3 separate regions of the Mus musculus genome follow, and all the other regions are linked to region 3. Evidence: chromatin loops called from intact Hi-C (ENCODE). Cell type or tissue: heart. All regions are shown on one strand. Links, peaks and the distances in the headings refer to the core of each region. The heading gives the core; the rest is flanking DNA.

Region 1 (10,358 bases), core at 1-8,000, 88 kb before region 3:
ATGCACACGCATGTATGTGCACACACACATACACACACACACACACAGCCAGTACACATACACACAAAGTAAACTTCCATAGAGAAAGAGGTGGGGGAGGGCAGGCTCTGGCCAATATACAAACATGCAAAGTAAATCTATGCGTGTGCACACACAGGGGGCTGGGAGGGAGAGAAGAAGAGACAGGGAGAGAGAGAAAGAGACAGAAAGACAGACTATGGCCAATACTCACATGCAAATTAAAACTACAGAAACACCACAAAGAGACAGTCTCTGGCTGTGCAAACATGCGCATGCAAAGTAATCCTACTTGCTGTACACACACACACACACACAGAGAGAGAGAGAGAGAGAGAGAGAGAGAGAGAGAGAGAGAGAGAGAAGGCAATCTATATGAAGGAAAAGAGGAAAGAGGCAAAGAAATGGAGGAAGGAGAGAGAAAGGGAAAGAGGAAAAATAAAATGACAAAAGCAAAATGGGAAGGAAAGGACAGAGTGAAGGAGGGAGAAGAGAGGGAGAGAGGGAGAGAAGGAAGGGGACAGAGGGTAGAGGAGAGAGGGCAGGGAAAGGAAGGGACTGAAAGGAGGGGAAGGGACAGAAAGAAGTGGGAGGAGTAGGAGGGAGCGAGGGAGGGCGGGGAAAATGGAGGGAGGGAGAGGAAAAAAAGAGAAAGGGAGACGACAGGAATGGGGAGATTACTAAGACACTGAAGGAGAGAAGGACTCTTCCGCAGAATGAGCCGTTGTACTTTAAACACAGTCGGCACTTCACAAGTGTTTGCTGAATTGAACCGAACTGCTCAAGTGTAGTTAATACTTCCAGCCTCACTTTCTAAGTATTTTCTCTAGAGAGAAGTGAAAGCAAAAGAAAAACACCCAGCCAGCCAGCTCCTCGGCCTTCCGAGCACAGGTGGGGCGGGGCTGGGGGGACGGGCTTGCCCTGGATGGAGCAGACAAAGGGAGCCACCCAGCTCTCCAGGCTGGTTCCCTGGAGATGAAGCAATCCGGGAGATAAAAATATCCTTGGCAGATGATTTACGCTCGAGTTCAGCCGCTGGCTTTCATTCCTAAATAAAGTAACCTAGAGCCGTTCCACTCTTTTTTTTTTTTTTAACCTGTTTGTTGAAGGCCACAAGACAAAGCCAAATGCAAACAGCATAGAGGTATAAATACACTCCCCGGTGGCCCCGAGCCAGGAAAGAGCTAAGCATGACAAAATGGGAAAATGTAACAGGTGAGCTTCCGCCTGGAGTCTTAAAGCAGCCAAGAAAGATGCGGTTCTTAGAAATAGCTATGTTTGCAGGATCTTCTCTCTGATTCTGAGACCAGCTTCATGAGTCCCATTACCCAGACATGAGGGAGACGGGAGTTCTGCCCTCCCTAGGGAAGGTTAAGTTCTATGAGGTCAGTTTTCAGCAACATGACACCGTATGCATTATATTTTTACTTCAGTGTCTATAACCACAGAAACACACCTTTTGCAGTATTGATGATAATTCTCCAGAGCTGCCAAAAATCTTGTCCCTGTCAACCTTGGCTTAGGGTCAATGCTAACACGGAGTAGCACTGAGGGAATGATGTTGTGTGGTGTTACCACAAAACAACTGAGTCCTGCTTCTGTTTCTCTCTCCGTTCTTCTCGCTGACCTGCAAACCTTTCCCACCAATGACTTACATAAACTAGAAGCTGCTTGCTTGGCTGGGGAGACAAAGAATTATAGAAAGTATTTACAAAGATATGATCCATCATGTAATTACCACAGGATACTCCCATAGGATGTAAATTTCTAGAAGGGATATTATGTTTCTTATTTGTTTTTGTTTTTTAAGACAAAGATTCCTGATGTAGCCCGAGCTGGCTGAAAACTTAAACCCCTTTTGCCTCCTTTCCTTTGTTTGTTTGTTTGTTTTTTGGGTTTTTTTGAGACAGGGTTTCTCTGTGTAGCCCTGGCTGTCCTGGAACTCACTTTGTAGACCAGGCTGGCCTCGAACTCAGAAATCCACCTGCCTCTGCTTCCCAAGTGCTGGGATTAAAGGCGTGCGCCACCACCGCCCGGCTTGCCTCCTTCCTAAACACCGAGATCACAGATATGTTTTCTTCAGTGTAGAAATATTATTGGTATATTCAATCAACCTAAAAACATTATCCTATGTACCTTTTCTAGATACAAAACTGTATATACATGAATTTATTACAGGGGGAAAAAAGGCAGGGTTTCTCTACATAGCCCTGGCTGTCCTAGAACTCACTATGTAAACCAAGAAGGCTTCAAACTCAAAGAGCTCCACCTGTCTCTGCCTCCTGATTTCAGGGATTAAAGGTATGAGCCACTTCAGCTGGCAATTAAAGGAAGTTTTTAAATAAAGAAAAAATAAAATCCTGTTTAAAGTTACTAGCTAGAAATGATAGCAGTACTTTGTTGTATGCTTTTACTTTTGCATTCTGTATGTACTCATAGAAATATATCCCTTTAAAAACCTATTTTTTCACCATTAATTTGTAAAGATACAGTTTAACTTTTTATTACATCTCTTTGTTTGTTTTTGTCTATTCCGTGAATGCATGTGCACACATGTCAAAGTGCATATGTGGAGGTCAGAGGAGAACTTTGAGAAATTGGTTCTCTTCTTCCACCATGTGAGTCCTGAAAACTTGAACTCAGGTCTTCAAGCATGGTGCTAAGTGCCTTCACCCCAGAGCCTTCTTAGCAGCCCATAAACATAGTTTTCAACAATGTTTTGGAAGCTGGAGGGCTTACAAACTTGATAGGTAAAAAGACACATATCAAGTTAGCTTTTTTGTTATGCTGTTGAACAAGAAACATTTGCGGTGCATGGAGGTTCTTGTCTGAAGGTTGAGACAGGACGAAAAAGAGTCTGAGGGTAACCTGGGTTACACAGTAAGACACACCTCCAAAGAACAAAACCAAAACCAGAAGCAACAAAACCCAAGGGTTGACAACGTAGCTCGGCTGGAAGAGTCCTAGAATGTGCAAGGGCCTTGATCAGATCCCAGCACCACCCAAACCTAAAACAGCACACCTGATCATTTTAACTCCTCTAGCTTCACAGATTCACACCAAGAGAAAATTAGAGGCAAAGGATGTAGCAGCGAAATTTTGAAGCAAGCAATTGTCAGTGCAGAAGAGTTCAGGATGAAGCTAACAGGAGTGTGTGCCACACATCCTTACAAGATAACACTTGGAAAGCATTTGTGGTCTCACAGCATGTAAATTTAAGTCGAGTCATTTGTGGTTTCCAGGGTTTGCCTCATTTGCCACTTCAGGGTCTCTATTTGCTTTGACAGATTTTGATGAAAATCAGAGGGTCACTGAAAAAATTATAATGAACCAAGCATTCACTTTTGCTGAAATAGACTTATTATAAATGCTAGGTATTTATGATATATAAATTATACAATAACAATATTAACATGCTTCCCATAATGAGATGCTCACAATACAAAACAGCAGCTTTTAAACAAGGTATTAAATATTTACAGAGAAATTCTGCGACATTTCTCGGGCAGAATCTAAAATGTTGAATGGGTAGAATCCTCTGGAGGCAGCAACTCACAAGAGTTTGGAGAGAGGTCAAAGGAAGGGTAGAAAATTCCAATTAAATGTAATAGTAAGGTTAAGACATCTATTCTGCAAGTTGATGACTTGAGTTTGTAACAATGCATTGTATTCAGGAAACCTGATAGGAACAGACTTTGTGTTCTCTTAACCAAGAAAAGATACTCATCTGAGAAAATGTGTCCTTCACTTAGCTTCATTTAGCCACTCCACAATAGCTACTATTACAATGCTTTCTGTTAGTCTGGGACCGTGACTCAGGGGTAAAGTACTTACCTTACATTTGTGCCTGACAAATATGGACAATTGTGTCAACTAAAATAAATCAAGAATTTTACAGAGAAGAAAATGCCCAAGTAGGTGAACTTAGATATATACCATTCTTCATTAAGCATGCATTCACATTTATTAAACCATAACAAACCACATATTTTATGGATTAACATAGATTTTTATAGTAATGTAGCTGCAGATGTTATGGTTAAATGAAACATATATACTATAAATACACACATATGCAATCTTCCTTGGAGTCTCATACAATTTATCTAGATGCTATTATTACTCTGCAATGGTCACTGAGAGGAAGGAGTAGAGCTAAGATTCAGTTCGCTGGGAGAGATCTCGCCTGCATGCATGCACAGAGCCCTAAGTTGGATCCCCAGCTACAAAGAAAAACAAATAAAAGACCTACAACTTAAAAGGAGCAAACCAAATGAAAAGAGAACTGGTTTGCTTGCACATCTTGCCCTCTGCATCTTGCCTGCTGTGCAAAGGTTAGGAAATCACCCAGTGGGGCTTTTATCTTTAAACCAACCTAACCCTAACCCTAACCCTGCTGTACCCTAGCCCTACCCTAGCCCTACCCTCTCTCTCCAAGGGAACTAAACATTTGCTTTTGCCCAAACACAAAGGACTAGTGAGAGCTGGTAACAGCCAACAAACTCGACTCAAAGGCGACCTTTGCCACACCTGGATATCTGTGATGTTCGTTGTGGGCGCTACAGAACAACCGTGTGTCTGACCACCAGTGGCCATTTAGCAATGAGGGTAAGCGGGGGTAAAAACAGGATGAAGATACTGGGTGGGGAGATGATTCCTGAGGCCCCCACGTTTACGTTTAGTGCCCCAATAGGCAGAGCTGCCCTGTGCTGCCCATGGAAGCCCCCCAGGGGGGGGGGGAGGTGTGCGGGGGGGGGGAGTGGAAGGGCAGCTCTTGCCTTAAAAGCTCATGAATGTATGAATGTACTCTCAAGCCCCAAAGCCTGTCAGACCTCCTCGCTTCTACTGCCACCCTCGGAGCCAGGAGCCCTAGGCTGTCTGAACGAGGGAGCCACGAGCGCACTTGAAACGCGCACATTACCAGTTTGTCCATGACGCGGCGCTCCCGGGACTCTGTGCAGTGCCCACGACCTGGTGCAAAGACCCTTCCTCTGTGGTCCTCAGCCACAGCCTTCCTCTATGGACGGCTCAGGCTGCTTGTTGTCCGGTGTGAAGGGCTGTTTGGGGCTCCCGGGGTTACCATGACGACAAGCAATGCTCCTCCTGGACCAGCTCCCTCCTCCTGCCTGCCACAGTAGAGCACATTCAGGCTTCGGTTCCAGGACACCAGGCTCCGCACTGGGGAGCAGAAGTCCAAATCAAGGCCATTTCTTGACAATTAGCCATATTCTTTTAGAGCTCTCATTAACATTATATCCAGCATCATCTATAGCTTAATCCACATACTTGGAATTTGTATAAATGAGGACGTTTTAAGTGTTTCTAGCTCCAAGAGAAAAGATATTTAAAACAAATTGGAAGGTTCTAAGACGAATGCGTAGTTTCTCACAGCTTGGAAGCATTTTTAAATTCCCTTGCTTCCTGGTCAGTCATTTCTATCACAACCATTTACTGGTCTAAGACATCCGTGGAAATGTTTAAACTTGACTTTTGATTGGCAGATGACAGAGATGATCTTACTATATCCTGCCCCTCTCCCTTGGTGAGAGCTGCAGTGGTATGTGAGAATTCCACGGGATCATCGAAAGGAATTAAAGTAGAAGCATTTCAAATGAGCCAACACTCATCCGGGCCAGCGCTGTTCAATATGAAGGGAACATGTTACATACACATGTGGGCTTGCATTTCCTTCTGAAAGTAAAAAGTAAGTGAAATTAATGGTATGTTTCATTTATCCCATTAGATTGGTTCAATGAAAGCCACATATTAAAAATAAAATTCCTAAGGTACCTTTCACTCTCTCTGTTACAGAATCCAGAACTCTGACGTGTGTTTGATACTTATAGCTTGGTTCTGATAGAACCTAGCGGGGAAACCCCCACTCAATTCCCAATTCGGCGTGCACCCAAAAAAAATCACAAAGGACCATCTTGATGTAATTACATGAGGTCGTTTAATGACGGAGCTCCGGACCGACATGCATCTCACACAGGAGATAACGGATGTTGGCCACAAGGCTCGAAAGTTAGGGGTTTTTATGGGGTAAGGGGCTTAGGGGTGTGGAATTCAGCATAGCAACACACTATTGGCTTATTGAAACATCAGCAGAAAAATTACATGTACGTGCAGGGTGTCAGAGTTCTGTGAGTTGTTGACTCAGTTTGGATAGCCCTGTTATGTCCTCACAGTCCCCTTTATCTTATGGTCAAGATGTTCCCAGGAATGTTTTAACTACGGGGCATACCTGGGTTTCTTTTTCTTTTTTTCTCAGCCCCAGGCAGCCTCTAGGCTCACAAACAACCAGCAATTTCTGAGTACTTTATATGACTTATAGGTCTTGAAATTTCATCTTTCTTTCAGTTCCAGGGCCACATTTTAGGTTCCTGGAATACTGAGTGAATTATTGTCACTATCCTGGACAGGATAGCTCTCCTAAGGCTACCAAAGCTGTGATGACCAACCCACATCCTGATGAGCAAAGAAACGTGTTTGTCCACAAAGCCTGATTAACCTGATTTTCACCAGAAAAAAAAAAGTCCTTAACCATCACTCACCATCTCCAGGAACAAACAAAATGTAAAAATGACTGTTTAGGGACTAGTGAGGTTGCTGGGGTGTGTGTGTGTGTGTGTGTGTGTGTATGTGTGTGTGTAAAAATAAAAACAAAAAAAACAAAAAAAAACAGACATTCCAACCATCAGAATTTGTAGATAATTTGTGCCTAAGAAAGGCATCTTTGCCATGTAATGCCTTTCAGATTCAAGTACAGAAGATGCTGAACTGGGGATAGAGGTCATGGAGTTTGTCCAGGGAGCTGTATATCTCACTGTCCAGTTGCCCTCATTACAACATCACTAAAGTTAGCATCCTACAATTGCCTTAGAAACATTTAAACCCAGCCACCTTTGTTTATCTGTTTTACAAGATGGGGCTTCTCTGTGTAGCTCTGGCTGTCCGGGAACTCACTCTGTAGACCAGGCTGGCCTCAGAGGTCTGCCTGGTGTTGGTCATGATCCCGAAGCTAGAGCAAACCTCCTTGGTTGAGGACTAAGCCCCCAACCTTCATTAGTCATACCTGTCCACCATTAATATTTGACTGTTCGCTCTCTTGGGTACTGCCCTCTTAAGACTCACGTCAATGGCCACCCATGGCTTGAAGGGAGGCTGTAAACTATTTACAGTTTCTGTCTCTCTAGTAGAAGCAGAGCTGAAAGAAAGAAGATGAAATGAAGTGAGTGAGCTCTACAGAAGACTTCTGCCACTCCAAAGTTTTATAATGTAAATAATGATTTATAAACTGCTACTTCCTTTCTTGTTTTTTGATACTTGTCAGCTCATGATTTGTAACAAACAATGAAAGTTTCACCTGAAAATGATGTGAGCAACACAGTTAACAAAATTCTATTGGGTAGTATCTATTTGCCTGTCTGTCTTTTTACCTACTTATCTCTTTTCTTTCTATTACCCTCCTATTCTTCTGTAAAATAGAAAAAGGATTACTACATTACAGCTGTAGTGATGTCCCAAACTAAGGAAATTCATAGAACTGCAGGGAACTGACATAGCAGTGTTAAGTATTTATTTTCTGAAAATCAGACTCGCAGGAAAAAAAATATAATTTTTACAATATATTAAAATATAACACAAAAAGACCTGGTGTCTAGCATTGTTCCAGTCAACAGTTACGTGGCTTTTAATGAGTCTGCCTTTGTTTTCATTTCCACAAAGTGCCTATCTTTTTTATAAAAATGAAGTCATTGTCTAGATCAGTACTTCTCGGATCTGAAATGTTGCAACTCTGTGTAATTGGTCTTCACACCTATGTGATGCATGGTTCATAAAGTTGGTCGTCCTAAATTCAAGAGCTTGTTTTTGCAAACCAAATTTATGCAGGACCACAAAAGCACCAAGCAGGAGCCTATTGTTGAAAGGTCCAAGGATTCGGGGTTAGACTTTGCCTTACTTCAAAATCTTTTAGGAAAAGAAATGAGCTGCTTTCTTGAAGCAGGTAGTGTGGTTCCCTGGATGGTGCCATGGTCTGCAGTCAGGATCAAGGAAGCCAAGAGCTGAGGGTTTCCTGCATCCCTAGCATCCTCCTCCATCCCTCTTGAGCCAGTGTTGCATCATCTAAGCTGACACTATCACTGGAAGGCAAAATTTGAGGAGCTGGACCAGCTGCCTCATTAAGACCAACAGCTTTACACTGAAGAAATTAATCTACTCTATTATGCAGGAAACCATCATGACAGTCTGCTAGCATCCTGGGAATGGTCACACTTTTCTAATGAAAGAAAAGGAGCCATCGATCCCTTCCATACCTTAGCTGGAATGTAGCCATGTTATCTGGGACATTTATCTTCCTTCAGTATGCTCCATGTAAATCTTCTTTTATGTTGGAAGATTTTCCTACCAACTAAAGCCTTCTGCCCCCTACAGAAGTTAAAATACCCACTGTTCTAGGACAACCAGACATGTTCAGTCAGATGCATCAACCTTGGACTTCAATCAGAAGCTAATCATGATTGCCCAAGCATGAGGCCAACAAGGGCAATACAAACAGATAGACTCAAGTGGTTGGCGGGAAACCCAAAGAACTATGGATAACTAAGGAGTACTGAGAGCAGGAGAAACAGTCTTCCTCAGGGACGGGCACACTAAATGGTTATCCAGTACCCAGTGGTCAGCTCTGGAAACATACATACAAGTAACATTATACAAACTATGCAAGTTGTATTTATGTAAATATATGTATTTATGTAACTATATTTACATATAGGCATGTAACAATAATATCAATGAATGAAAAAAATGCCATGAATTTGAAAGAAAGAAAAGAAGGTTATATGGCTGCATTCAAGAGGGAAGAAAGGAGAGGAAGCAATTATATAATTATAATCTCAAAAATAAGAGAAAAGGGGGGTTTTGCTCATTTTTTTGTATTGTTTTGCTTTTGTTGTTGTTGCTGCTGCTTGCTGCTGCTATGGAGGCTGCCATATTTGCATATTCAGGAGCCAGCCAGAGTGGTCATGATGTCTTCCAGGAACCACTTTCTCAGCTACCATGAGCTGCCTCATGGCCTTGTCACCTTGTTACATTCTTTATTTTTATTGTTTGGCCTTTCTGCCTCTTTTGTTTCAATCAATAGTGACTAATCACTTTTTCTTCCATTTATTTATTCTTTTTTTTCATTAATTTTGCATCCCAATTAGAATCCCCCTCCCCCTCCAGAAGCCTCATTTCCTCAGGAGCTTGAGAGAGAGGTGACTATAAGCCTCCAGATGTGGATGTTTGCAATCAAACTCTGCTCCCCTGTAAAAGCAGGAAGCACCCTTAACCGATGAGACACCTCTAAATGTAATATAAAGTATTTTTATCATTAAAATGTGGACTTGGCACCCAAAATAAAATCTTATGTCACAGCAAGCTAAAGAAATGAGATGACTTCTTCACTGGGATAAAGGAAGTGTTGCCACAGAAGAATTTAACTAAAGAGAAATCTACAGAGTCGTCTCAGGGGCTTTGCCATCTTGCTGTGTTTGTAGAATCACAGATTACCAGAAATACAATCTCTAAGAATGGAGAGTGTATTATCTGCATATCATGTTAAGATTTAAAATGTCTAATAGAAAAGTGCTAACAAGCAATTTAGAGAGTGTGTCAGAATGTGGTGTGTGTGTGTGAGAGAGAAAGAAACAGAGACAGAGAGATAGAGCTTTGATATTTTAATAAAAATTATATGGCTGGAGAGATGGCTCAGAGATTAAGAGCACTGACTGCTCTTCCAGAGGATCTGGGTTCAATTCACAGCACCCACAAGGAGCTCACAACTGTCTGTTATTCACACCCTCACACAGACATACATGCAGGCAAGATACCAATGCACACGAAATAAAAATACATTATTATAAACATTCTTTTTAAAATTATATAGCTGAATTTATTATTAATATTGACTGTTTTATCAAAAGTTATTTTTCCATCTAAATAAAACATTCATTATTCAAATTATTCAAGTAGTTAGAGATGTCTAGTGATTGGTTTTCACTTTGTGTGATGTGTGTGTGTGTGTGTTTCCACATATGTGTATGAGGCACCCAGAGAACTGATGTCAGTATCTTTTTCAGTGGCTCTCCACCTTAGATTTTGAGAAAGGGTCTCAAATTGAACCTGGATTTCATTAATTCAGGAGGACTAGCTGGCCACTGAGTTGCAGAAATCTCAGATTACAAAGACCTATCATTGGCAGGACTGAGGTGGGACACACCTTTAAAACCAGCACTCAGGAAGCAGAAGTAGGTGGATCTTTGTGAGTCTGAGGCCAGCCTGGTCTGTAGGACTAA
Region 2 (8,000 bases), core at 1-8,000, 110 kb before region 3:
CAAAAACAGGAAGCTGTTTTTAGGGATATCTGGATGCATGTGCATGTATGTATGTGTACACACATGGACGTACATGTGAGCATGAATGAGTAGGCATGTACACATGAAGACCAGAGGACATTCTCACGGCTCTTCCTGTGGAACACCAGCCACCTCTTTTGTGTCAGGGTCTCGCTGGTTAGGATGGGCTGGCTGACCAGAGACCCAAGGGTCCACCTGTCTCCAGTTCACTGCTATGACCAGTGAGCTCCAAGGGTCTTCATGCCTCCAATTGGCTAGCAGTGGCATTACAGGTGTGCACTACCATGATCAGCTTTTTTTTAACATGGATTCTAGGGGTTGAACTCAGGTCCTCCTGTTAACAAAGCAAGAGGGTGACTGACTAAATTGTCTCCTCAGCCTCCCAAAACAGAAACGTTCCTGAATCTTTGGGCCATTACTTGTGAAGGTTCCTACATCATATCAAACCTCTCTTACTAAATAAATTCACAATTCTTTCTCTCATTCGCCAGCCTTTCATCTGCAACCCTTCTAAGGAGTAGACAAAGGTGGCATGCATTCCCTGCCCGTACAAACAGTCTGGAAGAAGACAGCCTTTTATTTTTATAAGCTGTGCTCCTCCATGACCTCTGCTTCAATTCCTGCCTCCAGGTTCCTGCCCTGACTTCTCACAGTGGTGAAGCCTGACCTGAGTGTTATAAGGTAATTAACTTGTTCCTCTCCAAGTTGCTCGGATCATAGTGCTTATTACATCAATAGAAACCCTAACTTAGGGCTGGAGAGATGGCTCAGTGGTTAAGAGCAATGCTCTTCCAGTGGTCCTGAGTTCAATTCCCAGCCACCATATGGTGGCTTATAACTATCTGTAATGGGATCTGATGCCCTCTTCTAGTGTGTCTGAAAACAGCTACAGTGTACTCATGTAAATAAAATAAATACATAAATAAATATTTTTTTAAAAAGAAGAAGAAGAAGAAGCCCTAACTTAGACAAGGTATAATCTACTATGCGTGTAGAATAACAGAATGCTTAGAGGTTGTGTCAAAATAAAATGGGTAAACTAGAAATACAGGCAACATCAAAAGAGCCAGAAGAAAGGGGCGTGCTGACAAAACGTTTTAATTGAACAATGTTAAACTTTATATTCTCTAGAGCACTCTTTTTCCTTTATAGTGCCATGGGTGGTTGATAAAACCAAGCACTAGAACACAGAAAATGTCAATGCATTTTTAAAGCACAAAAGTCACACGGGTCCCCGTCTTCTCAGAGAATGTTATAAGGAGGAAATCAATCCCTCCTCCTCCTTGATGCCTCTACATCGTACCAGAGAAACTAGATTTCATTCCAGACCCTCGGTAGGTACTTGGAGCATAACTTAATCAAATAGCTGGCATTTGGTTAAATATTTCCTCTTTTATAAAAAAGAAAAACTTTTTTATTGATGAATTTCACATGCCACACCCCAATCCCACTCATTTCCATGTCCCTCCATACCCACCCTCTGCCCTTGCAACCCCCTCCAAAAAAAGAAAACAATAAATAAACAAATATAAAACAAAAAGTACACATCCCACCATGGAAGCGACAGTGTGTCACACAGTGTACCCTTTGCCCAAACAGCTTTCCTGACAAATTTCCATTGCCACGAGTCATTGGTCTCCTTCGAGGCCTCTGGCTTCTGCCTCACTATCAATTCTAGATTCTCACCAGAACTCCTCTTGGCTAAGTACTTCCGGTAAATCACTTCCATATCCTTAAAGAACTGTAGGTTGCAAACATAACACATCTTAGATCTGTTAACATAACCCATTCAAGATGGCTGTAAGAGGAAAGATGAAGGAACGCCCAGGGCCAGGAAATGGCGTGGGTCTGGATGGCTGCCCTTGAGTGGCTAACAGCATCTCAATTCAGAGACAGGCTCTCACTCTTAGTGCCCAAGTACAGGTTCCTTTTAATTCAGTTCAGGACCCTACATACTCCCTGACTCAGATGCTTTGAGCTCATATTTGTCGGTATCCTTTCATGTATATGTTTATTCTTCACTTCAAGTTCAAATCAGGTACCATTATTTGCAGATGATAGGAATTTTTTATTTTGGGGTTTTCTCTACTATTTTCTTTCATTGAAGTACACTTTCATTGAAGTATAATTCATATTTTAAAACTACACATATTTAATACATGAACTCACACTCACAAAACCACCATATCCAATCAAGGTAGCAAAGATATCTATCGTTTTGTTTTCATTACTCCAAGTGGCAATGACAAATCATGTTCTGATAGCAAAGTTCTCAGGGCTGGGAGGAAGCGTCTTCCACAGAAATATGAGGACCTGTGTTTGGATCCCAGCACCCACCTAAAAGTCAGGCACGGGGTACAGATCTGTAACCTCAGAGCTGAGAGCACAAAGAGAAGTGGGACCTTGGAAGTTGTTTGCCAGCCAGCCTTGAAGAAGAGGAAGGAGGAGGAGGAGGAGGAAGAAGAGGAAGCAGAAGAATAGGAGAACGAAGAGGAAGGAGGGAGGAAAGAAGGAAGGAAGGAAGGAAGGAAGGAAGGGAGGGAGGGAGGGAGGGAGGGAGGGAGGGAGGGAGGGAGGGAGGGAGGGAAGGAGGAAGAAGAAAGAAGGAAGAGAAGGAGAGGAAGATCCTAAAGCCTTCAATGCTTTGAAATGTTAGCAATATTAGAACGGATTTGTGGAGTTTGTAGGTTTATGGATTACCAGGAATCAAATTAAAAACCATTCCCACCAATCTTTAAATGGACAGAGGCAAATCTTCTAGTTTCTTCTATTCCATTACTAAAACAAAGCCTTCTCATGAGCCCTTTCCTTGATCTACTAAGTATCGGACATAATAGGAATCCTCATTCAATTCCAAGTGCTCATGAGCACTCCTTGTCCTCAAGTTTATTTTTTCCACTAATTTATTTATTCACTTTGCATCCCTATTGCAGCTCCCTTCCCTCCCAGTCCACCTCTCACAAGGCCCCTCCCCCCATTCCTGCACCCCCTTCACCTCTGAGAAGAGGGAGGTCCCCCCTGGGTACCAATCCACCCTGGCACCTCAAGTCACTGCAGGACTAGGCACATCCTCTCCTCTCCCATCGAGACCAGACAAGACAGCCCAGTTATCGGACCAGGATCTACAGATGGGCAACAGAGTCAGGGTAAGCCCCTGCTCCCCTTGTCTGGGGACACTCATGAAGACCAAGCTGCACATCTGGCACATATGTGCAGGAGCCTAGGGCCAACCTGGGAATGTTCTTTGGTTGGCGGTCCAGTCTCTGGGATCCCCAAGGGTCCATGTTAGTTGACTCTGTTGGTCTTCCTATGGAGTTCCTATCCCCTTCAGGGCCCTCAGTCCTTCCCCCAACTCTTCCACGAGACTCCCCGAACTCCATCTAATGTTTGGCTGTCTTCAGTTCACATCGATTCCTAGAAATGCTGTAGAATGCAATTCTTTGTCCAAGAAATTGGGCATGAGGGCATTTTCCCTTAAGGTATTGATGAGATTTCAATGATTTCCTATACTTGAAAAAATAATGTTCATAAACTTCACATAAATTATACTGTCCTGTATAAATACATAACTTGATACATAGCATGTATACATCTCATTATATAAAACTTAAAGATAAGGTGTTTTCCAAAGAGTCATAATATCAAAATTCAAATGTATTTTATCAAACTTCAAGTCTGAGCTATGTCACTGGAATATTTCAGACTTCTCCACAAGAGGGCGCTGCTCTCCAAGCTATTGTGTGGCCAAGCCTGCTTAGGTATTTATTTCGAGCATTTCACCTGGTGTCACTCACATTAGCACGTGGACAGGGTGGCTCCTCAGCAGTGACTTTGAGAGTCATAAGTGAACGTAAAATGGCAATAGTTCTAGAGACATCTTAAGAACCACAGCTTCTCATTCTGTGTTCAGTGGGGCAAGGGAGGCTCGGCCCGAGGCTCGCCTATGACGTCACCCAGGCTTTCCAGCGTGAAGGATGTATGACACCCACCGCTCCCCTGTCTATTCCCAGTGTCTGTTACCCCTCTAGCCCTTGTCTTAGTCCCATAAGATGCTATAACTTATCACCGTAGACTCGGTGACTTCCCCCACCCCCTTCCCTTCTCTCTCTTTCTTCAGCTCCGCTCTTTCCGGGCCATAGATTTTTTTTTCTCTCTCTCTCTCATTACAGATGGTTGTGAGCCACCATGTGGTTGCTGGGAATTGAACTCATGAAGAGCAGTCAGTGCTCTTAACCGCTGAGCCATCTCACCAGCCCGACTGGGTGTCTTATAAACAAAAGTCATGCGTCTCATAGTTCTGGAGGCTGGCTAAAAAGCCAAGCTCAAGGTGTTTACCAACTCTGTGTCATAAAGGCACATAAACGGTTCCTTGCTCATAAACGATGCTCTGTCTGAACTCTCATGACTCATCACTAGCCAAAGGCCCCACTCCCTAATACTCTGGGGCCGAGGGTTTTACTCGGATTAATTTGTGGAAGATACAAACATGCAACCTGTAGCACTCTGGCTTCTTCCTAAGAAATGCTGTGCCATGGGGCACTGATCTTATACACATGCATCCCATTAGCTCAGGGGACGCAGAAAGTCTCCTCAGGCCTGGTGGGTAAAAAGCACCATAGAATAGGGGGAGAACTCTAAATAGTTAATTTTTCCCTGGCTCAACAGGGAAAAATGCCTGCTTCATCTTCATGGAGCCTCACTGCTACCTAGCATTGCAGCTGGGCTTCATCTAACAGAGAAGAAAAGCCACAACTTGAAAAAGCATCTGTCTGTAGATCATGAAGCTGACTTGAAGGGCCAGTCTGAGGGCAAAGCCTTCACACTTCTTTCCCATCCCATGCTCAAGGGGATCTCTGTAGCCTTACTGAGAGAGCTGAGGTGCACATGGCCCAGTCTCAGCCCAAAGTCCCTTGTTATTGTTTGGCTTTTGTTGGGCTTTGTTTTGCTTTTTTGTGTATTGCTGGGTGTCTGGGTCCCTGTTCTATTGCTGTAAAGAGACAACATGTCCTTGGCAACTCTTATGAAAGAAAGCATTTAGTTGAGGGCTTGCTTACAGTTTCAGAGGATTCGTCCGTTATATTTATCATGGCAGGCATGGTGCTAGAGAAGTAGCTACATCCTGGTCTGCAGGCAGAGAAAGGGGGGGGGGGGGCTGAGTCTAGCATGGCCTCTCCATGACACACTTCTTCCAGTGAGGCCACACCTCCTAATCCTTCTAATCCTTTCAAAGAGTTCCACTCCCTGGTGACTCAGCATTCAAATATATGATCCCATGGGGGTCATATTATTCAAACTACCAAAATGGGCATTCCCCCAGGGTCTCACATATACTAAACAATTAATCTATCAGTGAGTTTCATCCTTCTTGCATTCATATACAAAGGATCAGAATTCTGAAACCAAAATGTTTGCTTGCTTGCTTGCTTGCTTGCTTGCCTCCCTCCCTCCCTCCTTCCTTGCTTATTTTAAGTTTTAGCTATTACTAGTATTACCTCCAAGAATATCTAAAGGAACTCAGCACATAATTTGTAGCAACATGTCTCAAAAGCCCTGGCTTCTGGCCCTACTCTGCTCATATCTTAAGACTTTTCTAGAAGATGTTGGTATAGGAATCTTACAAACTCGCCCCCTCCTTCCTCCTTCCTGTCTTTGATTCAGTTCTGACCCTTCCTTGCCTCTGTCCTATTGCACTATACTGTCCACTGCAGACTCTCCATGCAGAGTGGAGGGGGGGGTCTTCATAGTTCTCTCACCTGTGTCCCAAGTCAACGGGACTTAACACAGACTGGACTCATGTAAACATAAGCTGGTAGGTACTTGAGGAAGGAAGGTCCCAAGAGTTGGCTTACGTAGGATTTTGAGGGGTTTTCCCCCTTTGTCATATGTTGGGCACTAGAGAAGAATCTGATGCAGTAGCCCTGACCTCAGGGTCAAATAGCTCAGCCCATCACCTGAGGCTTATGACAGAGACTAAAAGATCTGAGCCTGAGGTCAGAAGGTAAACCAGTCTCTGGAGCCAGCCAGCGTGCTGGCATAGAGACAGAGAACTCTAAGTATTAAATTCTGCAGACTTAATCCCCCGCCAGTGGAGGTAGGTACTTAATGCTGAGTGGGTTTTAAAAACCACAGGAAGTAGCTCTCATATATAAGATGTCAGTGTTCTGTCTGTTTCTCCTACCCACAATGCCCTCAAGACACATTCCCCACCCGGAGCAGTGTGAACTGGAAGTCCAGGAATGTGGAAGAACCTGTCCTGGCCATGGAAGAAGACATTCCTAATGGCAGCCAGTTGCAGCTTCTAAATGTAACGGAAGGACACGTCTAAAAGAAAGAGACATTTGACACATGACGGGTCCAGTTACTAATATTCTTAACAGCAGAAAAGACAAGAGCCTTCAGTTTCAACTGGACACACACTCCTTGACCCAGCAGATCCCAGCTTTCAAGGACCCATAAAGCAGTCACTCCCACCTCTCTCTTGTTTTGACCATGCCTTTATAATTTTTGTCATTTTTTTTTTACTTCTCATGCCATATCTCGTGTTATATGTACCTAAGTACATATGTCCTTTTCTTAATTTACTTTTTGACAGTTTTACATGCGTAGATGACACATTCTGGTCACACAAACTCCTTCACCCTCTAACATCTTACTCTCACACCGGGCAGCTCCTCCCTCTACCCTTGTGGCTCACGAAGCTAACCAGGGACTCGCATAGAGACATGGGTCTTTAGTAAACCAAACAAGTAAGGATCGTCTTAGAGGCCGAGTGTGAGTGACTCACCAGTGGCTTCCTGTCCCCCAGCAGCTCTAGACTACCAATACCTCCCGTGAGTGAGATGAGACCCTATGACCCATCTATGACCGAGTGTCAACAGGTTCGGTCTTATGCAGGCAGGCCCTCTGCAGGCAACATGGATGCTGTGAATTCATGAGTACCACGACCATGTTATAACGCTGAGACAGCATTTCACAGCCCTTCTACCATCATCTGTATTTTATAGATACTTTTCTATAATATTCCCTGAACCTTTAAAGAGATCTTATAGCAGTCTTATTTAAGAATGAGAACTCAACAGTTATTATTCTCAGCATCTTGAACAGTGGTACAGCATTCTGAGTCCTTAGGGGTGGGGGGGGCGTGCAGGGTTATAGACCCCACAGCAGACCAGACTGGAAAGGGCAGAGCAAAGGTTAGAATGGGAATTCACAGTCCATGTTTCCCTTCGGGTTATCAAATGCTGGACCAGGAGGGGAAACGGGGATCTGGGAGGAAGGCTGTGGTTCCCAGTCTCCTCTCTGGGTTCCCAGCCACCACCAATGGTGTACCACCTGGGCAGGAAGTCAGGTATGGGGTCTGTGGTCCACATTTTTGCCCTAAGCGTCTGTATGCTAGGCAGGAAGGAGAAGGCTGAGCCCTAGACAATCGGGATCCAGTCTAATTGGGAACAAGTGCTGAGCACCGGAAGTGAAGTTCCAAAAAGAGAAAAGGACTTTTCCTGGAAGAGTCTTAGGTTCGTTGCTGTTCGTTTAGGCAACCCCTGCTTGTTCATACTGCATTTATTGGGGGTGGATATGAATACGTACAGTTTATTCGGGGTGAACCAAGGATTATATATACCTCTTAGGAGAAGGGCATGAGAATACTTAGGAAGGGGAGGTCATTGGCTGAAGGCTCAAGGCTGTCTAGATACATCCTTAGCATGGAGAACTCCAAGTGCTATGCTAAGTGATTGAGTACCTTCTGTCCTCGCCATTGCAACCAAGTCTCAGAGGTGTTGGAGGCTCAGAGAGCAGCTCTACTCATCTACCATCTCAGATCTCTGAGATTCCCGGGTCCAAGCATATCCCACTTCACCAGGCTGTTTGGCAGCATGGTCCCAAGTGCCCTACAGCTGATATTTGTATAAACCTTTATTTGCTGCAATGAGAAACTTCTTTGGTCAAGGCAGAGGACAGCAAGGCCCTAGTTTATGGAC
Region 3 (10,725 bases), core at 1,083-9,082:
GCGCACACCATTAATCCCAGCACTCGGGAGTCAGAGGCAGACGGATTTCTGAGTTCGAGGCCAGCCTGGTCTACAAAGTGAGTTCCAGGACAGCCAGGGTTATACAGAGAAAGCCTGTCTCGAAAAAAACAATAAATAAATAAATAAATAAATAAATAAAATAATTTTAAGTGCCCCTCAAAGATCCATTGAGATAGCTCACTGCAGAGTGTTGCTGCTCCTACAGAGGACACCCACATGCTGGCTCACAACCACATGTAACTCTGGCTTCAAGGATCTGATACTCTCTCCTGGCCTCTACGGGCTCCTACATGCATGTAGTGAACATGAACTTACACGGGAACACACATATACACATAAAAATAATGCACCTATTAAAGGTATCCCTCAAAAGGAGCCTGCACAATAGCATGGCATCAGAACAATTCATGACTCAAGTCACTGTCAAAAAATTAAAGCAGCTGGCAGATGGTAGAACCTAACAGCTGGGTATAATGTTAGCAGAGAACGCCAGCCCTGGTGAATGATCATAATAACCTATACCTATTAAAACAAGATAGCTGTGTTCATAACCAAGGATGTGGCCTTTTATACCAGAGGATTTCACCACAAGGAAGGCAGACCTTGTTAAAACTATCCAGCCAAGATGCAAAGAAATAAACAAGGAGATACCTGTAAGGCCAGAGGTCAAAAGAATCAACTTCCAACTTCCAAAATTCCTACAAGTATAATAACATGATGCACAAAGAAACACCAAAGCATGACATAAGGGCCCCATTTGGTTTAGTTTTTGATTGTACACTCATAAGTAAAAACTGCAGAAATCCTCTCAAAAGAAAGCAACTCCAGGAGCTGGAGAGATGGTTCAGTGGTTAGTACTAATTGCTCTTCCAGAGGTCCTGAGCTCAGTTCCCAGCACCACATGATGCCTCCATCATCTGTAATGGTATCTGATGCCTTCTTCTGGTATGTCTGAAGACAACTACAGTGTACTCATATACATTTAATAAATAAATCTTTTTTTTAAAAAAATCAACTTCAGCCAGGCAGTGGTGGTGCACATCTTGAATCTCAACAATTGGGAGGCAGAGGCAGGTGAATTTCTGTCAGTCCTAGGTCACCCTGGTCTACAGAGCTAGTTCTAGGACAGCCAGGGCTAAACAAAGAAACCCTGTGTTGAATCTGTTAATAAACAATTGAAAACAGACAAAAAGAAAAAGGAATCAACTCCACGTGTAAACGAACTGCAATTCTATCTCCTGCCCTTCCCTCAAGCTTTCTCCCAGCCTAATTGCTGGTTTCAATAAGCTTGGCCCAGGGAGTGGCACTATTAGGAGGGGTGATCTTTTTGGAATAGGTGTGGCCTTGTTGGAGGGAGTGTGTCATTGTGGGCATGGGCTCTAAGGTCCTCATCCAAGCTACCTGGAAGATAGTCTTCTTCTAGTTGCCTTAGGAACTAAAGGTGGTTGGTACTCTCAGCTCCTTCTGCACCATGCCTGCCTGGATGCACAGTACTTTAATCTTTTGGGAAATACCGGGTAAGTGTCTTAAGTAAGTTTTACTACTGTGCAAAGTAAAATAGCAATCAACGAACACCGAGCGAGCGGGAGTCTTCCCTAAGGAAGAACTCACCAATTGGTCAGTCCAAGCCAAACAATCAGCCTTGAAAACAGACATACGAGTAACATTAAACACACGCAGAAGGTTATATTTAGGAGCAAATATGGATGTGCACATATGTATGTAACAGCAGTTTATGGGGGGGGGAGGCGATGAATTAAAACAGGATAAGGGAGGGTTTAGAGAAAGGAAAGGGAAGGGAGAAATGATGTGCAAAGGAAAAAAACTGCCCCTCCCCCGCCCTCCAAAAAAATCGGTGGTGAAAATGGGATGAGCAGCACCTGTTCCCTGGGGACCCAGAACTTCCTCTTAGTTCGCGGCTTGCTGAAAACAAGCTGGGCTCTCCATGGTGTGACTTTATCTCCGTTCACTTTCATGGAAATTTTGACCTATTCAAAGACTGATGGTGCCCTGGGGTCCTAATTGTTTTAGAGGGAAGGACTCCAGTGGTTCCCTTTGGAAATGCTGAAACCGTTACTAGGGGGCTGTAACCTCAGAGGGAGTTTTTAAAAGCAGGGAATGGAAATGACCGCACTTCCCCTGCATAAACCACAACCAAAATCCCTGCGTGAGGTCCGTGGTGAATGTTTCACTTACTTTTCCAATCTGTGGTCTCAGGGCCGCTTGTCTGTACTGAACAGAATACCCAGAGTGACTCGTAGCTCTGACACCAACCCACAGGCTCCAATCTACCTTCCTCTCTCTCTCCCTCCCTCCCTCCCTCCCTCCCTCTCTCCCTCCCTCTGTCCTTCCTTCCTCTCGCTGTCTCTTTCTCTTTCCTTTTTTCTTTCCTTCTTCCTTCTTGCCTTCATTCCTTCCTTCTTTCTTTTCTTTGTTCAGCTTTTTTTTTCCAGTCAGGGTTTCTCTGTGTATCCCTGGCTGTCTGGTAGTCTCTGCAGTCCAAGCTACCATCGAACTCAGCTTGAACGCAAGAGAGACTCCTGCTTCTGCCTCCAGAGCTCTGGGTTTAAAGGGAGGCACCACCCCCAACCCACCTTTAAGCTGGATTTCATTTTTTAAAACATTTTTCCGTAGTTTATAAAGACCTTACCTTCTTTTGGATTCCTACGGAGAAAGGAAAGGTGATATCCCCCTGGGATATCTAATACCTAATCGGGATTTAATGAGTAACTTCAGGAAGACAAACTGTTATGCAAGTGGATAAAGAAGATAGTCTGTTGATACAATGAACTGCCCTTCTTTTTACACTTCACAGTCTCATTGAAGCTTCACTTGAGAACATAAGGTTTAGAAATCAGAGAAAACCTTGCTCTTGTTTCCAAGTGAACAGTATCAAAATAATGAAGCGGCAGCCACATTTCAAGAGACACGATAAAAGTTTAATTGGAAAAATTATTCATCCATCTTTTTATGTTTAGTTACTCAATAACCTTGATTTTTCTAGTTCTGGTCAGTTTTCATTTTTATTACTTAACTCCATTTTGGTCTTTTTGTGGCAGATTAAATTTATGAATGGAAGTGAATAGCTTTACTTATCTTTAGTTTTACATGTTTCAGTTTCTGTAGATTCTTATCATTCATCCATTCTGGAAAATTCCTCAATCACTATTTTTTTTTAAAGATTTTATTATTTATTTTATTTGTAGGAGTACACTGTAGCTGTCTTTAGACGCACTAGGAGAGGGCGTTGGATCTCATCACAGGTGGTTGTGAACCACCATGTGGTTGCTGGGAATTAAACTCAGAACCTTTGGAAGAGCAGTAAGTGTTCTTAACTACTGAGCCATTTTCTAATCCCAACTATTTTAGTTTTTAATTTAAAACCATATTTAATTTTACATATAGTGATACAGTTCACATATTATGTAACACAATAATAATGGTTTGATACAGTTTTAAGTGTTTCAATTTTTTTATTATTTGATATATGTTCTCTCCAAGAAATATGTGGGAATAATTTACCTAATCTACCGTGGTTTTTTTTTTTTGTTTTGCTTTTTGTTTTTCTGTTGGGTTTTGTCTTAGTTAGTGTTTTACTGCTGTGAACAGATACCATGACCAAGGCAACTCTTATAAAGGACAAAATTAAATTGGGACTGGATTACAGGTTCAGAGGTTCAGTCCATTATCATCAAGGCAAGAGCATGGCAATGTTCGGGCAATCAAGGTTTGAGGGAGTTGAAAGTTTCCCATCTTGTTCCAAAGGCACCTTAGAGAAGATTGGCTTCCAGGCAGCTTGGCCAAGGGTATTAAAGCCCAAACTCACAGTGACATACCTACTCCAACAAGGCCACACCTCCTAATGGTGCCACTCTCTGGGCAAGCATATTCATATTCAAGGTTTGTTTTTGTTTATTTTAAAACACAACTTCATTATGTAGCGCTAGGCAACTGAGAGCTCATTAAATAAACCAGGTTGGCCTTAAACGCATAGATGTCTGCCCACCTCTGCCTTCCACACACCAGGATTAAAGACAACCACAATTGGCCTTTTTGGTTTTTTGTTGTTGTTTTTAACAGAAAGATATTTTAGTGGATTCATTCCCATTGTTAAAGTAAACAATGTTTTAATCATTGACAAAATGTATAAATAGCCAATGGCAAGTTAAGTATTTCCCTGGCCATATTAGATTCATTTACTTTCTTATTTCTTAACTTTTATCCAAAATCTAAGCTAGGGGTGCTAGCACACAGCTATAGTCTAAACATTTAGGAGGCACATCCAGGCAAAGCTAGAGTTTGAAGTCCACCTGGGCTACAAAGCAAGAGCTATCTTGGGCAACGATAACAAAGTATTGAAAATAAATTCAGTTATGGTATAATTTACACCAATTTTTTCCCACAAATTTCAGTGGCTATGGATAAACTCTACAAAATATATTCATTCATGCATCCAATACCACCATTCAAGTTATACATTCCTGGCTTTGATCAACCACCACAGCTTAGCTGTCCTGAAATTCACTTTGTAGACCAGGTTGTCCTTGAACTCAGAACCTTTTTTTTTTTTTTTAAAGATTTACTTATTTATTATATGTAAGTACACTGTAACTGTCTTCAGACACACCAGAAGAGGGCATCAGATCTCGTTACAGATGGTTGTGAGCCACCATGTGGTTGCTGGGATTTGAACTCTGAACCTTTGGAAGAGCAATCGGGTACTCTTACCCACTGAGCCATCTCACCAGCCCCAGAACCTTTCTACTGTTTCTTTCCCAGTGCTAAGGTTAAAGACATGTCCCATCATACCCATCTATTTTCTCCTTTTATATTTCCAGTGTCTTTTGCTTAGAATCACATGTGGAATATTGATCCACATTATTACATGAAGCAATAGTTTGTTCCTCTGGTATCTAAATAGTATCCCATTGTATTAACACTTATATTAAAGTGCAACTTGTTTATCTACATTCATGCATGCATCTATTACATGCATGTGTGTGTGTGTGTGTGTGTGTGTGTGTGTGTGTGTGTGTGTGTACTCTAAGTTGTTACCTTGTAAGGCTGCATGTGTCCCACATATGACAAATACAAATATATTGGTAGCCTCTAACTAGCCTTTGTTGCTTCTGTCTCCAGTACGTCATCCCTGTCCAGTTTAAGCCTGCCTTTCTCTCACAATCTTCTGTTATACTTGGCATAGATCACTTTAGGGAACAATCTCTCTGGTTTTCCAGTTTTTACTTTATACAACACAGCATTTTCTCCTGAGGGGTATCCACCAGAGAAGATTCTTAGACGTGGATTTAAGCCAGTAGAAACTCTTTATTAGCCAGCCAGATGCTCTGTGAATGGCATATGCCATCAAAACCTGGCTCTCCCAACTGCTTAACGAGAATTAGAACTTTGGGCCAGTGAGTTTATCTCAGGAGATGAAGGTGCTTGTCACCAAACCTGATGACCTGAGCTGGATTTCTGGGACCCACACAGTGAAAGGAGAAAACAAACTCCCACAAGCTGTCCTCTGATCTCCACATGGAGCCCCCTACACACACATCTAAGTAATTTCCACCTTCCATGGCCACCACAGACCAACTACAAACCACAGTAGTACTTGGTGCCCAGTAGGGGGAGGTGTGTCCATAACTCCCACTAAAAGGGAGGCTTTTCTATAGCTGGGGAACTTTAAGGAAACCACATTTACAGACCTTCTTGCAAAAGTATACACATACACTGCCTGACAGTGGTGCCACACCTCTTTAATCCCAAGTCTCAGAGGCAGAGGCAGGCAGGTATTTGTAACAGAGCAGCCAAGGCTACACAAACAAACAAACAAACAAACAACAAACAAGCAAACAATCAAAAGAAATAAAGATTTCAACAAACTGGGCTACAACTGTGCCAGCCCAAAACTCAAAGACATTTAGTTTTAATTTGGAAGGACTTCAACTCAATTGCCTTCTCATTAAAAACAAGCAAAACTAAGCTAAACAAAAACAAAAAACACAAGTTGAGATTTTAATCTTGTTGATGACTTGCAAAAAAAAATGGAAATTGAAAAATCTTGCCTCTTGCAAGTAGAAGTTCCCTTAAAAGAAAAATAAAATTGCCGGGCGGTGGTGGCGCACGCCTTTAATCCCAGCACTTGGGAGGCAGAGGCAGGCAGATTTCTGAGTTCGAGGCTAGCCTGGTCTACAGAGTGAGTTCCAGGACAGCCAGGGCTACACAGAGAAACCCTGTCTCGAAAAAGCCAAAAAAAAATAATAATAAAATAAAATACTAAAAATAAAATTGATTTTGCCCCCTGACTTCTTTTCCCTGCTTAGATTTTAGAACTGTATTTTGTGCAGTTTACTGCCAAGTAGTTGTCTCTATAACTCTAGGCCTGACTCTGTCACCCCCACCTGACTTGAATGCTAATCATTGGTCCACATGATCACACCAGAAATGAGATCACCATCCGGAACAATATCCACTGTGTGACATCACTAGGAAGGAAAGGTGGGTCCCAGGGGGATTTCACAGACTCCAGTCTTCAAAGTCCTCATGAAGTGGGAAGGGACCTTGCACAGGTGGGAAAAAGATCTGGGGAGATGAAGTGAGAAGCCAGAACCGTTAGTGATGGATCAGAGCCCAGAATCCTGATGGTGGGACCTGTTTTGTGTATGAGGCTTTGTCTACAGCATTTTTGTTGCTAGGAATTGTGTACTAAGCAAATTGCTTTGGATTCTTATGGTTATCTCATTGGCAGTCTTTGTTTGTTTTAGAAGACAGCCTTTCTATGTAATCCAACTGGCTTTAAACTTACTGGGTACCCTAGGCTGGCCTCAAACTTATAATTCCAAGCTCACTAAATGAGTTTAAGAAGAACTGAGCAAACTTATCAAGGAAAGTGGGAAAAATCTATCCACAAAGGGTATTGTACCAGTTAGTGTAGATTCTGTTTATTCCCTTAGTGGTATGTGGACAGTTGGGGAAACAGCCAGGCAATTTTATTGTTTTAGACAATTATGCTTTCATTGAATTACCAACATATTCATACAGTTCACATTATATCACAAGCAGTATAAAAATGTCAGGAAATATATTTAAAATAGTCCTTCAGCAGGAACCAGGTATGATACACCTGTAATTCCAGCTGACACACAAAAGTAATGCATTCTACATTAGCCTGAGCTACATAGTGGGACTGTAAACCAAACGAGAAGGAAGATTACCATTACCACACTGGTGATAGAGATGGAGTACTTTGGCGGAACTGTTGCCTATCATGTGTGAGTTCCTGGGTTCCATGCCCTGCACTCCAAAAACAGCAAATAAATAACAAATACAATGGCAGTGCTTAATCACAATGACACTCAAAGCTTTTGTCTCTCCTAGTGGTGGGTCTGACAAACACTCATTACGCTTCAACACAACATTCATCAGAAGAGGAAGTCCAATTGAGATTGCTCGTTATACATCACTGGAGGGGGAAAAATCTGCCCGGCAAGTTAGCCCTGAGCTAACCTATTTATTTGTAGCTGTGCCAGATTTTATACAGTATCTTTAGAACTCCTCTCGGGAATAAGTTTCTATAAATTCAAATTAGATATTAACTAGGTGGCTGATTTAGTCAGGAACAAAACTCTTTTTTTTTTTTAATTAGGTATTTTCCTCGTTTACATTTCCAATGCTATCCCAAAAGTCCCCCATACCCTCCCCCACAATCCCCTACCCACCCACTTCCACTTTTTGGCCCTGGTGTTCCCCTGTACTGGGGCACATAAAGTTTGCAAGTCCAATGGGCCTCTCTTTGCAGTGATGGCAGACTAGGCCATCTTTTGATACATATGCAGCTAGAGACAAGAGCTCCGGGGTACTGGTTAGTTCATATTGTTGTTCCACCTATACGGTTGCAGATCCCTTTAGCTCCTTGGGTAATTTCTCTAGCTCCTCCATTGGGAGCCCTGTGATCCATCCAATAGCTGACAGTGAGCATCCACTTCTGTGTTTGCCAGGCCCCGGCATTGTCTCACAAGAGACAGCTATATCTGGGTCCTTTCAGCAAAATCTTGCTAGTGTATGCAATGGTGTCAGCGTTTGGAAGCTGATTATGGGATGGATCCCTGGATATGGCAGTCTCTAGATGGTCCATCATTTCTTCACAGCTCCAAATTTTGCCTCTGTAACTCCTTCCATGGGTGGGAACAAAACTCTTAAGTCCTGGGTTTGTCCAAAAAGACACATAAAGAAAGCACCGTCTGAGATCCCAGAGGTCAGGCATGAGGGAACTCAGCAGAAAGAGTGCAACTTCATCAAAACACAGCTGTTCCTTCCTGAACTGTCACTATTAAAAATTAATCTAAGAACTCAGGTTTAGAATGAGGTAGGAGAGTGGAGGGATCAGAAAGCAAGGAGCACCAGACAAAGACAGTTTAAATATTCATGGGTTTTTTTTTTTCATTTGAAATGAGGGGGAAAAAATGTTACTTTCAAGACTCAAAGTGCCATGATAATTAATACTTCAAACACTTTCTATTAAGTCGGATGGGCTTTGACTTCAAAGGAATGTGCAGGGCAAAGATCAGCCAACAGGGAGCTTCACCCCAGCCGGGAAGCGTGAGTGTCATCAGACTTCAGTCCAGTCCTGGAGGGTGGGATGTGGGGACTGTGAGCTGGTGGAGCACACTATTCCAACTGCAGGGTGGAGAACGAGATGCAAGCGTAACTTGGATAGGAGCCCCGGAAAGAGTTCCTGGAGAAGGCTCTTAGCTCTGGGGGTGGGGTTGGGGGGATCTTTTGCTATTCCACTGACATCTCCTTTTCTTCTGTCTGGGATGTAGATGGAAAGGAGCTTCCAGAGTCTCTTCAGATCAAAAGGTCCCTGCTACCCTGATGACTGTGTCGTCACGCCCAACTGAACTACCGCTGCCTAACTTGGAATTTGTTCCACATAACAGGTTCTTCCTTGGGTTTTTACAGTTAGTTCACTGGCACAGCGATCTCAGTGGCCACCAGAGGTTAACCCCACTGCTCTCTCGTTCTCAGTCATACTTCCACTCTCAAAACGTGCCCTCAGTGCTTAAGGATGCACGGCCAGCACTACATTCCTTGACACCTTAGGACAAGACCCTTAATATCTCTGTACGATAGAACTCCAAAAGGTGTAGTCCGTGTGTAGTGGACCTGTGGACAACCCTGGTTTAGGGGCTGAGAAGAAAGTCCTTGGCTCTTTCCTTGTTGTGTGAAGTGGTAATCATGCTACTGATTATAAGATAGAAAGACAGCTAGGGATCTTATTTCCGGTCAGAAAAACAAAAACAAAACCACAGTAATGTAAAAATAATGACTAGCACTTTTTATTAGAGATTCATTTATTTATTTTATGTATATTACACCATTGCTCTTTTCATACACACCAGAAGGCATCAGATCCCATTACAGATGGTTGTGAGCCACCATGTGGTTTCTGGAAATTGAACTCAGGACCTCTATAAGAACAGTTGGTGCTCTTAACCGCTGAGTCATCTCTCCAGCCCATGACTAAAATATTATTTGGCATGTGACTGGCATGAAGTAATTATTGAGTGACAGAAGGAAAGAATGTGGGCATTGATTTAAAAGATAATTACGGGACCCAAGAAGGGTGCTTATCATGATGGCTGAAAGTCTGCTTTTGGGACTGCCATGTGAAGTTGTTTACAAGAGAATGACCCCCCTTTGGCTCCTATGTTTGAATACTTGGTCCCCAGTTGGTGAAACTGTTCGGGAAGGACTAGGAGGTGTGGCCTTGTTGGAGGAGGTGTGTCATTGGGGGCGGGCTTTGAGGCTTCAAAGGCCCCTATCATTCCCAGCCAACTTACTCTGCCTTGTGGTTGTGTCTCAAGATGTAAGATCTCAGCTACTGCTCCAGTGCCATGCCTGCCTGCATGCCTACTGCCTTGTTCTCTACCATGATGGTCATTGACTGCAGCCTTCTAAAACTTTGAGCCCCAAATAAGCTCTTTCTTCTATAGATTGCTTGGGTCATGGTGTCTTATCAGCAATAGAAAAGAAATTAAGATACCCTGAGAGACTAATCCTAGCATAAGCATTCATTATAAGTCTGCATGGGGTATAGGATTAAAAACAAAAACAAAAACAAAAAACAAAGCTAACAAACTACTAATATTCAGCCATCCATACAAATTCTGATGGTGTCATGGCATTGGAGGAAAATGACACAAAGAAAATTGGTTTTCCCTCTTGGGGGTCTTAGTCTCATTAGCAAAAGAGTTTGGGAACAGACTGAAAGAGGAAACCGAGGACAAGGCTTTTGGAATTTAAGTGAAAACCCCAGGGCAGGCAAGCTACACATCTCAGCAACAGCCCAGACAAGAAGAATGGGGCAAAGAACGGAAAAGGTTGTACTGTTGAGGTGAGAGGCAACATGCAGGTCAGTCACTACGTGGACAAACACCCACATGGCAGGGAGAGGAGATTTAAACAAAGAGTGAGGGTCTGGAGAGAGAATTCAGGGCTTAAAAGCACCGATTGTTCTTGCAGGGGATCCAGGATTAATTCTTAGCACCCATATAGCAGCTAACAACCATCTGTAACTCCAGTTGTAGGGGACCCAATGCCCTCCTCTTCTGGTCTCCACAGGCAGCAGGGTATGCATATATTGCCCATGAATACAGGCAGGCAAAACACCCATACGCATAAAATAAAACATTTAATTTT

The links. Peaks named below come from ENCODE experiments on the same cell type or tissue, not always from the same donor. Only the 100,000 strongest peaks of a DNase experiment are listed, where the experiment ranks them.
Region 1: a loop joins it to region 3, with 1.8 times the contacts of the local background. A loop is called at or near these places in 2 of 42 quality-filtered maps.
Region 2: it touches region 3 in a loop (2.3-fold over the local background); 4 of 42 quality-filtered maps call a loop at or near these places.

Annotation. Positions count from the first base shown.
Region 1 is chr15:28,149,659-28,160,016 of GRCm38, reverse strand. It overlaps a transcript of Dnah5 not described here. Among named protein-coding and RNA genes, the nearest start is that of Dnah5, 49 kb to the left of the region's middle. In heart, for the core only: a CTCF peak has its summit at 4,994; a DNase peak (open chromatin) is centred at 946; H3K4me3 peaks cover 2,167 bases; H3K27ac peaks cover 2,041 bases.
Region 2 is chr15:28,177,930-28,185,929 of GRCm38, reverse strand. It overlaps a transcript of Dnah5 not described here. Among named protein-coding and RNA genes, the nearest start is that of Dnah5, 22 kb to the left of the region's middle. In heart, for the core only: a CTCF peak has its summit at 3,727 (motif pointing right); a DNase peak (open chromatin) is centred at 3,889; H3K4me3 peaks cover 556 bases.
Region 3 is chr15:28,062,494-28,073,218 of GRCm38, reverse strand. Gm31458 (a long non-coding RNA gene) reads left to right here and starts at 6,558. Exons shown (of 3, transcript XR_001781717.1): 1 at 6,558-6,593; 2 at 8,847-8,963. In heart, for the core only: a CTCF peak has its summit at 5,639 (motif pointing right); a DNase peak (open chromatin) is centred at 6,538; H3K4me3 peaks cover 854 bases.